Linked DNA regions of Mus musculus: region 1 is linked to region 2. Evidence: chromatin loops called from intact Hi-C (ENCODE). Cell type or tissue: gastrocnemius. All regions are shown on one strand. Links, peaks and the distances in the headings refer to the core of each region. The heading gives the core; the rest is flanking DNA. Region 1 has its middle 4.4 kb from the start of 9330159F19Rik. Region 2 has its middle 36 kb from the start of Soga3.

Region 1 (5,391 bases), core at 198-5,197, 100 kb after region 2:
ATTATTATAGGCAATTCCCTTCTAAGGCACTTTCTTGGGCATAGAAACTAGAGTCTTGGTTAATTTAGCATAGGTTTAAGGAAAACAGGAATCTGCTTGGTTATTTTTAAATAAAGATGACTGAAACTCATTAAGCAAAGAAATTTTGGTTCAAGCCAGGAATGTGCAGTTTATGTGGTAGACTGGGATGTGGCTATTTAATTGTCTGTCACTGAAGTTTGGAATTCCAAACACTCTATGCAGTGTCTTAGCTACAGTCTCCTAGAGTAAGTCTCCCCTAGTAGAATCAGGCTCTGATTGTGGGAATAAACAGGGAGTGGTAGAGGGTAGTAAAATGTGAGGAAAGTTAACTGTTTATTAAAATAATGGAATTTGGTACAATTCAAAACCACTATGCATAAAGACATATCTCTTCGAGCCCTCATTACAGGCAAGAAAGGTACAGGGAGATAAGCAGTTTTAATCTGTAATCTGGTTTGGAGTAGATGAAATGGTTTCATATACAGTTTGATGATAATGTACCCCAGTATTCTCATGACACTTGAAAGATTTCAGAGAGAAACACAGGAAGGATACTTCACGTTCTGAATACACCTCAACGAACGCAGTAGCATCCATGTGCGTCTACATAGTGCTTTTGTGTCAACAGTTAGGAGGGGGAGGAGGTACGAGTGGCTCTTTTTCATGATGGCCATACTGAAAGTTTGTGGAGCCATAGACTCAAATGGTTCCTGCTATGTTACCTAATAAGTTTCCATCAATACCCTCTCTGCTTGAGCATATGTAGCTAGATGATAGATAGATAGATAGATAGATAGATAGATAGATAGATAGATAGATAGATAGATAGATAGACAGACAGACAGACATGGGGGACTCACACACACACACATGTGGTATTTTGTATATCAACCACAAACTAAGTTCTGTGTAGTTTCTCTTTTTCATGATTATTGTTTTGCTTTGGTTTTTGAAAAATGTCGTTGACATTTTATTTATACTATTAACTCTTTTTTTAATTTATTTTTTTAATTAGGCATTTTCTTCATTTACATTTCAAATGCTATCCCAAAAGTCCCCACTCCCCTACCCACCCACTCCCACTTCTTGGCCCTGGCATTCCCCCATACTGAGGCATATAAATTTTGCAAGACCAAGGGGCCTCTCTTCCCTATTAACTCTTGAACAGAAAACAAATGCCTTTAAAATAGACCAGTTACGTAGAATTGCCAAAGTAGTACTGAAACTAATTTATTCTGGAGTTTAGGTGAGCTCTAAGCATCTGAACACCTTCCTTTGGAGTTGTATCACCTACTGGGGTTAGGGCTAACACTTGGAGAGCCATCCCATTATTCTCACAGCCTTGGACTCTATCTGGGTGAAGAAGCCACAGTGAGGCAGGCAAAGGGCGGAGTTGGATGGAGTTGATTACCTTCCTAGTCTTGCCGCACAGTATTGCTGTGAGAGCATACTACCAGAGATAAACTCATATTTCTGATCATCCCCTAACTTTAGAAGGGATGCGATTGATTCCAAAATAGGTCCATTTCTCAAATATGGTGTTATTTTACTAGAATTTTGGCTAGAACTTAAAATAAAATTTGATAGTTCAAAGGTGTTTCTGTGGACTATTTCTTACATCTGGAAATGTTTATGTATAAGCTCCATGACTTGGGGCTTCTTGTTTGAAATTACTGAAGTTTTAGAAAGTAGGTAGATTCAAATTATCACAGTGCGTTCCAAATAACTGCAGTAGAAAAAGCAAAGCTTTAGGAATATGATTGTGCAAACTGTCCAGAAAGCATCAAGAACTATGCTATACTATAAGGTTCAAACACAGACAGGCTGACAGGTATGCAAAGTGCCTCCTGACTTCATCAGATACTGAACTATGCCTTGACCTTGGGGGATGAGTCTGGCAGCTGTAGAAGATTTCTGATTACTCTGAGGTGTGACCTCAGGCCTCTCTCTCATCACTAGGACTTTCTCACTAACAATGCCACAGATCTTCCCACTCTACATAATGGCCTCAGAATCTAGGCCCCAGCCCTGCTTCTTCCTTTTCAGTCCTTGCTCTTCTTTCTCAACCACGACATATAAGTGAAACAGAAAGCTATCTTATGCTCCCAACTTGTTCCTTCTAGTCTTTTTTATATGGTGGTGACTCTCCTTTTCTGTGCTGTCTCTGAAGCACCATCAGTTGGCTTCTTATATCACTACCATTGTAGCAGACAACTTTTGGAAACATAATGCTATTGCCTGTGGGATAGCCACATTTTTAGAACACTAAGGACTAGTCCCTGCTCCTCCAAATCACTCCCTAAATGGCCAGTCTGGGCCTCAGAACTTACAAGCAAAGAGAAGTGACTCAGGCTTGCCATCTAGTGGCAAATACTAAATAGACACCCTTAGCAGAATGCCCTCCTTACTTTCATTCTTGGGTCATCAACAAGTCATGAATCTGTAAATAATAGAATTAGATGCTAAACACCAATTTGAAAAGCTTAAAGGGATGTATTTTTGTAATTTTAAATAACACACATTTCTCAAGTATTTTACTCAGAATTTGGACTAGAATTTAAAATAAATTTTGATAGTTCAAAAGTGTTTCTTTGAACTATTTCTTACATCTCGAAGTGCCTATGTAAGGCTTGGCTAAAATAGCTATTGTCATGTCACCAGACCTCAGAATAGAAGAAGCCAGCATCCCATGATTCTTGGTAAAAAAACATCCAGTGCTTGGAAAACAGTGCACTAGCTGAAATGTAATAGCCTAAGTATGTAACTCCTAGGAGAAAATGTCCTTGGTGTAGCCATCCCAACTTTTACCCAGTCAGAGCCTCATATGCATCAAAGTCATTTTTATTCTCTTAACACACACTTACAGCTCTGCGTTTCTAGGATGCAGAAAACATAGGACCACATTTGATGGGGGCGGGAGTCCACACTGGATGAACTGATTGAAAAAGTTCAAAGTTCCTAGTTTTCACGAATAGTTCAGTATAAACCTCCAAGCAGTGTAAGCTATGGCTGGTTGTAATGCTAAACTGAATCCCTGGGTGGAACGCTGTACTTAATTACAAGAAAAGAGACTTGAGGAGTTGTGCTGTGGACCCCATTTCTTTGACTCCTCACAGTAGCTTTTGTAATTCATGAATTTGTCTTATTCCTCAAATCCGCCCTCCCCCCACCCCCGAGTGTGACCTGAGATGATGTTGCCACTCATCAATGTTTTATAAGTTGAATATTAACTGAAATTCCTCAGATCTGACCTTAAAGAATCTATACAAGGCAGACATTGCTCTGTAAGGAAGGATGGGTGGTGGTGGCACACATGCCTTTAATCCCAACACTTGATAGACAGGTTCAGGGCCAGCCTGGTCTACATAGTGAGTTCCAGGATGGCCAGAGCTACACAGAGAAACTCTATGTTAAAAATCAAAACAAACAGCAACATCAAAAAGCTTTCTGTGGAAAGAATGACTATAATACTATAATACTATAATATAATATATAATATATAATATAATACTATAGTATGGCCTCCAACTTTAGCCTGAAAAGAATGAGTTTTCTTTTCACTCCAACATTATTCTGTGCTCTCGGTTATTTTCATGTCATTTTTATAGAAAACAGAAACACACTGTAAATATTATTGAATGGTAAAGAAGGAAGAAAAACTGTACAAGCATGAACTCATATATTCCCAGTCTTATAGCAGCCAGAGTTGTTTTAGCTTGAAGAGCAGAGGTCAGAGTGCAGCTGTGAGACATCAGTCCTCACATATGCCACATATGTTGACATAGGGTACCAAGTCTCTGATGCTATGCTGTGCATTGCCAGCTTCAGGACAGTTCTAACCCTGCCTCCCATCTTTCTATGGAAGTGCTAGGGTCACAGATGCATACCACCTCATTCAGCTTTTCACACTGCTTTCAGGGATTGAAGCAGGTTATTAAGCTTATGTGACTAACACTATTACCCATTAAGCCATCTCCCCAGGCTCCAAGTCTCTTTATCTAAGTAGCAAATAAACTCTCAACTATATGGTGTTTTATGGCACACTTGACAGATAGACTATGGACTCCCTTGATTCAACTAACTCAGACAGATTTGGCAAAGCCAGAAGCCAGCATCTTATTATCCAGTCAGAGCCAACATCCTTATCCCTGATCTTGAGTCTTGTCTCTTGACTTGGTTGGAATTTTAAATTTCACAGCGCTGCCCTGGGGATGAGAGGACCGGGATTCTATTCTTAGTGTAATTAGTGGCCTTGAACAGATGATCTCATGACAGGGTCTCCCCCTTCACTGTAAACTGAGAAGGTTAGCTAGATGACCCCAGAGGCTCTTTTTGGCTCTAAATTTGGTGACTCTGGAAACACCTGCTCATGCCATTTATGTGTTCAGTGTCTTTCTTCTACTTTTCCAAAATGTTCTAACTCATGGCTATTGTTATCATACATACAAACGTTTTTAAACCTTTTTTTTTATAATTTGCTGTATTGTTTCTTAATGGTAGCTGGTCTTTCTCTATTAACTCTTATTAAGTATTGTGTATATTCTGTTCCACTTTGAAATTGGGTTAGCAGGCATGCAGTTGTGAGTAAAACTATTTCTAAAATGGAGACCAATAATTTGGGTGTGTTTGTTATTTTGAGATGAATTCAAATGTTCAAATGGCTTACAAATCATCTGCATTACACAATAAATGACGTGTTTTCTATAAAATCGTTCTCATTTTCACACTTTAAAATGTTAAATCATTTAAGAACTAAAATTATCACCATTGCTGTGGGAGTACATACACCATCATTAGTTTTTTTTTCAGTTTATATATCTTGTGCATATAACGATAGCCCCTCTTGTTAAAATGAATTGCTTGGAAGCTCTTTAAAGCAGTTTTGAACAGTTGTTGTCTTTATATCCTATCAGTTTGTTGATGTGCTTACTCCAGAGACAGAGACAGAGACAGAGACAGAGACAGAGACCAAGAGAATATGTATGTATGTACATATATTTACAAAATTATTCAGCAGAAAGGGCTAGAAGATATTCACATTAGTGTTAAATTTGAAGTGACTCATTGGCAAACCTACATACAGTATAAGAAGCTAAAAAAAAAAGGGGGGGACTGTAGTTCTTTTTTATTAGCACAGGAAAAAGGATATTGAAAAAGCCACAGGGAAGACCAGAGTCCATAGCACAACATAGCTTCTGAAAGTCAGCCAAATGCTATTTGACTTTCTGATAGAATTATGGAAAAGGCCTTTTGTCTTTCTTCTCTTCAGTTATTGTTTATGGGTTTGTGTCTGTTTGTTTGGAGAGCAGGATCTCATGGAGCCTAGGCTGGCCTTGAACTTCCCCAGTATCTGAGATTAGCCTTAAACTG
Region 2 (5,391 bases), core at 190-5,189:
TAAAGTCCTGTTTACATTAGTATTTCTGTTAAATTAACCAAGCCGTAACCTGATGACTTTCCTTTTAAGTCTTTTTGCAGCTTTCCCATTGTAATGAACTAACTCCTCTTAACCCCTGAACCACTTTGTTTTGTACCTGATAAGAACTTGTGTTAGGTCATTACTTACTTCTCTTTGGCTTACACTGTGGATTTGAGCTTTTCTCAAAAGTTTGTTAGTAAGCCGGGTGTGATAGCTTATACCTTTAATCCCAGCACTTGGGAGGCAGAGGCAGGCGGATTTCTGAGTTCGAGGCCAGCCTGGTCTACAAGGTGAGTTCCAGGACAGCCAGGGCCACACAGAGAAACCCTGTCTCAAAAAACAAAACAAACAAACAAAAAGTTTGTTAGTAATTGGTTGTTATAATCTTTTCCATTCCTATTTCAGGAGTTAGCATAATAAATGATTTCTTAGTACAATGAATAGGAGCTTTGAATCTTTGTCCTGAACATCTTACTAGATTATACCTTAAAATATTTCTGTAAATTGCATTTGAATGAATTAGATATTATTTCTCTTGATTTCTGCTCATATATGTATATTTTGGTTAGTAAAGTTAGCTTGATAAAAAAAAATAAAAACTCTAGCTTCTTGACTTGTTTTCAGAGAAAAATTACAATACTGGTATCCTGTGAGCATCAGTACTATCAGATAAAGAAAGCCCATTCCAGATCCACACTTCTAAGTAAATGCTAACTTATTACCTATTCATTAAGGATAATGAAAGGTTAGGAAGGATTAGATTTCTAGACTTTGTATGATCTGGTTTCACTAATATTTACTTTATACATGTTAGTAGGTGTTTTCTTGTGGTTGTTGCTATTGTTGTTTAGTTCTGTGGTATATAGTAAAAAGAATCAAGATGATATTGTATATTGTAAGATATTGACTTTGTTTTCTAGCCCCCTCTTAGTAGTTGTGCACTTCATTGTGAAGCTTTGATAGATATTTTAAATAAATGAAGTAATAGGAAAAATAAAAATCATTAACAAATTATACAAAACAAAATGTTTTTATAGTCTAGTATGTTCCGTCAAATTTAAAAGGTGAAGCAATTTTAAGCCTGGCTAACTACATTTTTAAAAACTTGGTATGTATTTTTTCTTAATGTATGTGTATAGATGTTTTAATTGAATGTATGTCTGTGTACCACATGTGTGCAATACCTGTGAAGGTCAAAAGAGAGGACTGTATCCCCTGGAACCAAAACTCCAGGTGGTTATGAACCACCGTGTGGGAGTTAGGAATCCAACCCAGGTCCTCTGGCAGAACAGTCAGGGCTCTTAACCACCAAGCCATCCCTCCAGGCGCTCAGGGTTTTTGTTTTTTTTTTTTTTTTAATGTCAGAAAATCTTACAATTTTGCCTTACTTTTACTCTACATATAAACTACAACATAAGAAACTGTATTAAAAAGTCATCGGAGCATTAGGAAGGGTGAAAATCACTGCTTTATTCCTTGAGATTTCAAGTCTTTAATATTTTCTTGCTAGACTTGGGAAAATTATTCTACAGTAGACCAGCCATTTATTTTGGCTATTCTGTGTATTATTTGGATGTTCTGTGTATGTTACTCTTTGATATTAACAGGCCAATTGAACATATTTATTCTATTCTAATTCAAAATTGTTAGTAATTGCTTTTTCTCCACGTGTTTATAATATTTAAGTTTTATAATTTCACTTGTTTAAAATTTATTCAACATATTTTTATTTTTATTTCTATTAAGATTCAATTCCCGTAGAAAGTTGTTAGATGCAACTAAAACTAACCTTTTTTCATCATCAAATCCTATATTCCAGGCCTTAATTCTTGACTCTTGTTCATTCCTACACAAAATTATACTTACTTCTGAAATATATGAAATGTTTAATTAAAAATTATTTTCTAGAACTAGAAAATACCGTCCTGAGTGAGGTAACCCAATCGCAAAAGAAAACATGTGGTATACACTCACTGATTAGTGGATACTGGCGCAGATTCATTTTTCTTACAGAAATCAGCCCCTGGGAAGCTACTCTCACTCCAGTAAATGCTCCTACATCAATGCACATAAGAAAGGCAGTAAATGGACTCCACCGATTTGAAAAAATAAATAAATGTGAGAGACAAAGGCAGTAGGGTGGAGGAAAGGGAGGACAAGGAAAGGGAGGAGATTTGATTACAACACATGTATGAAATCCTCTAACAAGTAGGAGTTGTAATTTTATCTTTGAACCACTAGGTGGGGGTAAGCTACGCGAAGGGAGAACAAACAAAAGCAATGTTTAGATAAGATACTTTCCTAACAATCTTGAGTTAATAGGCCTGTCTCATCCCCTCTCCCAACCAGGACAACAAGTTATAAACAACAACAAAATAGTGTTGAAATGAGTGAGAAATTCAGATTTTAGAACCACATCGTTATAGAACCACATATACCATAAATTTTAAAACACTCATTGTACTAAACTGAGATTCAACCTGGAGACAGTGATTTGTTCAAAATAATGTATTGGGTTAAAATTAGAACCAGACTCAGTACCTAGATATTTTAATTCTTTCATCTAACACTTTTATTTGCAAGATATTGCCTGTGTCAGTGGGCCAGTCAGGAAAGCAAGCCATAGATTGTGGCAAGATTGAAGAACTTGCAGAATACAAGCAAGCCTTGTCCTTCATGACACAGATGCAATCCTAGTGTGACCCCCCCCACCAAAGGAGGTCCATAGCTATATTCCTAATATAAAATTTCCACCAGTCTAGGAGTTAACAATAGGCTATATCTATGGTAATCCAGTCACTGTCCTTGAAGAATAAGTATTCCATTACATAGAAAAACCATGACTTGCTAAAATAGTGATGTTTGACAGTTCACAGCTTTTGAAGGGGGAGATGATATCTGCAGCCTATTAAAAGGTCATAATTCCTTAGTAATGTAATGGCTTTAGTACATGGAGTTGCTATATAAAGTAGGGGAAGCAACATAAATGTCTAAGATCTTTGGATAGAGACGTAGCAAAGCAGAGTGTTCCTATACTGAAAATACTTTGGTAATATCACAGCTTTAACACAGTCACAATAATACGTTAATATGAAAATGACATGAAAAAAATATTAGATAACTTTTGTAGTTATTTGAATGGCAATACCTCCCATAAGCCCAGATAGTTGGGTTCTTGGCCTTTAGTGGGAAGGCTTCCTCGCTGGAGGAAGTATGTCACCGGAGTTGAGTTCTGAGAGCAAAAGGCCTTACCCACTTCCTGTACACTGGCTCTGTTTTGTGCTTGCAGTGAAGGGTTACCTCACTCAGGATGATACTTTCTAGTTCCATCCATTTGTTCAAGAATTTCATGAAGTCATTGTTTTTAGTAGCTGAGTACTACCCCATTGTGTAAATGTACCAAACTTTCTGTATTCATTCTTCTGTTGAGGGATATCTGGGTTGTTTCCAGCTTCTAGCTTATTATAAATAAGCCTGCTATAAACATGGTGGAGCATTTGTCTTTGTTATATGTTGGAGCATCTTTTCTATATTTGCCCAGTAGTGGTATGGCTGAGTCTCCAGGTCAAACTGTTTCCAATTTTCTCAGAAACTGCAAGATAGATTACTAAAGTGATTTTACCAGCTTGCAGTTCCACCAGCAATGGAGGAGTGTTCCTCTTTCTCCACATCCTCACCAGGGTCTGTTGTCACCTGAGTTTTTGATCTTCGCCATTCTGATTATTATGAAGTAGAATCTCAGCATCATTTTGATTTGCATTTCCCTGATGACTAAGGATGTAGAACGTTTTTGAAATTCGTCTCAGCCATTCAGAATTTCTCAGATGAGAAGTCTTCATTTGATTCTGTACCCCATTTTTAATAGGGTTATTTGGTTCTCTGGAGTCTACCTTCTTGAGTTCTTTGTATATATTGGATATTAGCCCCCTATCAGATTTAGAATTGGTAAAGATCTTTCCCCAATCTGTTGGTTGTCTTTTGTTCTTATTGACAGTGTCCTTTACCTTACAGAAAGTTTTCAATATTATGAAGATCCATTCGCCAATTGTTGGCCTTAGAGCATGAGCCATCAGTCTCTGTTCAGGAAATGTTCCTCTGTACCAATGTGACTCTTTATTACTTTCTCTTCTATTAGATTCAGTGTATCTGGTTTTATGTGGAGGTCCTTGATCCACTTGGACTTGAGCTTTGTACAGGGATATAAGAATGGATCAATTTGCATTCTTCTATGTGCTACTCACCAGTTGAACCAGCACCATTTGGCGAAAATGCTCTTTTTTTCCAATAGGTGGTTTTGGTTTCTTTGTGAAAGATCAAGTGAACAAAATAAGTGTGTGGGTTTATTTCCAGGTCTTCAGTTCTATTTCATTGATCTACCTGCCTGTCTCTGTACCAATACCGTGTGTGTGTGTGTGTGTGTGTGTGTGTGTGTGTGTGTGTTTTAATCACTATTGCTGTGAAGTACAGCTTGAGGTCAGGGATGGTGATTGCCCTAGAAGTTCTGCCATTGTTAAGAATGATTTTTAACTATCCTGGGTTTTATGTAATTCCAAATGAATTTGAGAATTACTCTTTCTAACTCTATGAAGAATTGAGTTGAAATTTTGATGAGGATTCCAATGAATCTGTAGATTGCTTTTGGTAAGATTGCCATTTTTACTATGTTAATCCTACCAATCCATGAGCATGGGAGATCTTTCCAACTTCTGAGGTCCTCAATTTCTTTCTTCAGGGACTTGAAGTTCATGTCATACAGATCTTTCACTTGCTTGAAAAGCAATACAATATAAATACAAGGTATTTTATATTATTAGTGACTATTGAGAAGGGTTTCCCTTATTTTTGTTTCTCAGCCCATTTATCCTCTGAGTACAGGAAGACTAATGATTTGTTTGAGTCAATTATATATTCAGCCACTTTGCTGAAGATGTTTATAAGATGCAGGGTTTCTCTGGTGGATTTTTTTGGGGTCACTTGTATATACTATCCTATCACTTGCAAATAGTGATATCTTGAATTCCTTCTTCCAATTTGTATCCATTCGATCTTCTTTTGTTGCCTAATTGCTCTGACTAGAACTTTAAAAACTGTATTGAATAGATAGGGGTGAGCGGGCAGCCTTGTCTTATCCCTGATTTCAGTGGAATTACTTCAAGTTTCTCTCCATTTAGTTTGATATTGGCTATTGGTTTGTTGTATATTGCCTTTATTATGTTTAGAAATGGACATTTAATTTCTGATATCTCCTATTCTTTTAACATGAAGGGGTGTTGTATTTTGTCAAAGGCTTTTTTAGTATCTAATGAGATGATCATGTGAGTTTTTTTTCTTTGAGGGTTTTTTTTTTTTATAGTGGACTATGTTGATGGA

Evidence for each region. A loop is a pair of places that touch in the nucleus more often than their neighbours do. Peaks named below come from ENCODE experiments on the same cell type or tissue, not always from the same donor. Only the 100,000 strongest peaks of a DNase experiment are listed, where the experiment ranks them.
Region 1: it touches region 2 in a loop (10-fold over the local background); 11 of 42 quality-filtered maps call a loop at or near these places.

The regions. Positions count from the first base shown.
Region 1 is chr10:29,204,564-29,209,954 of GRCm38, forward strand. It overlaps a transcript of 9330159F19Rik not described here. Among named protein-coding and RNA genes, the nearest start is that of 9330159F19Rik, 4.4 kb to the right of the region's middle. In gastrocnemius, for the core only: a CTCF peak has its summit at 2,395 (motif pointing left); a DNase peak (open chromatin) is centred at 2,370; H3K27ac peaks cover 2,581 bases.
Region 2 is chr10:29,104,899-29,110,289 of GRCm38, forward strand. No RefSeq gene overlaps it. Among named protein-coding and RNA genes, the nearest start is that of Soga3, 36 kb to the right of the region's middle. In gastrocnemius, for the core only: a CTCF peak has its summit at 2,262; no DNase peak of the experiment used is centred there.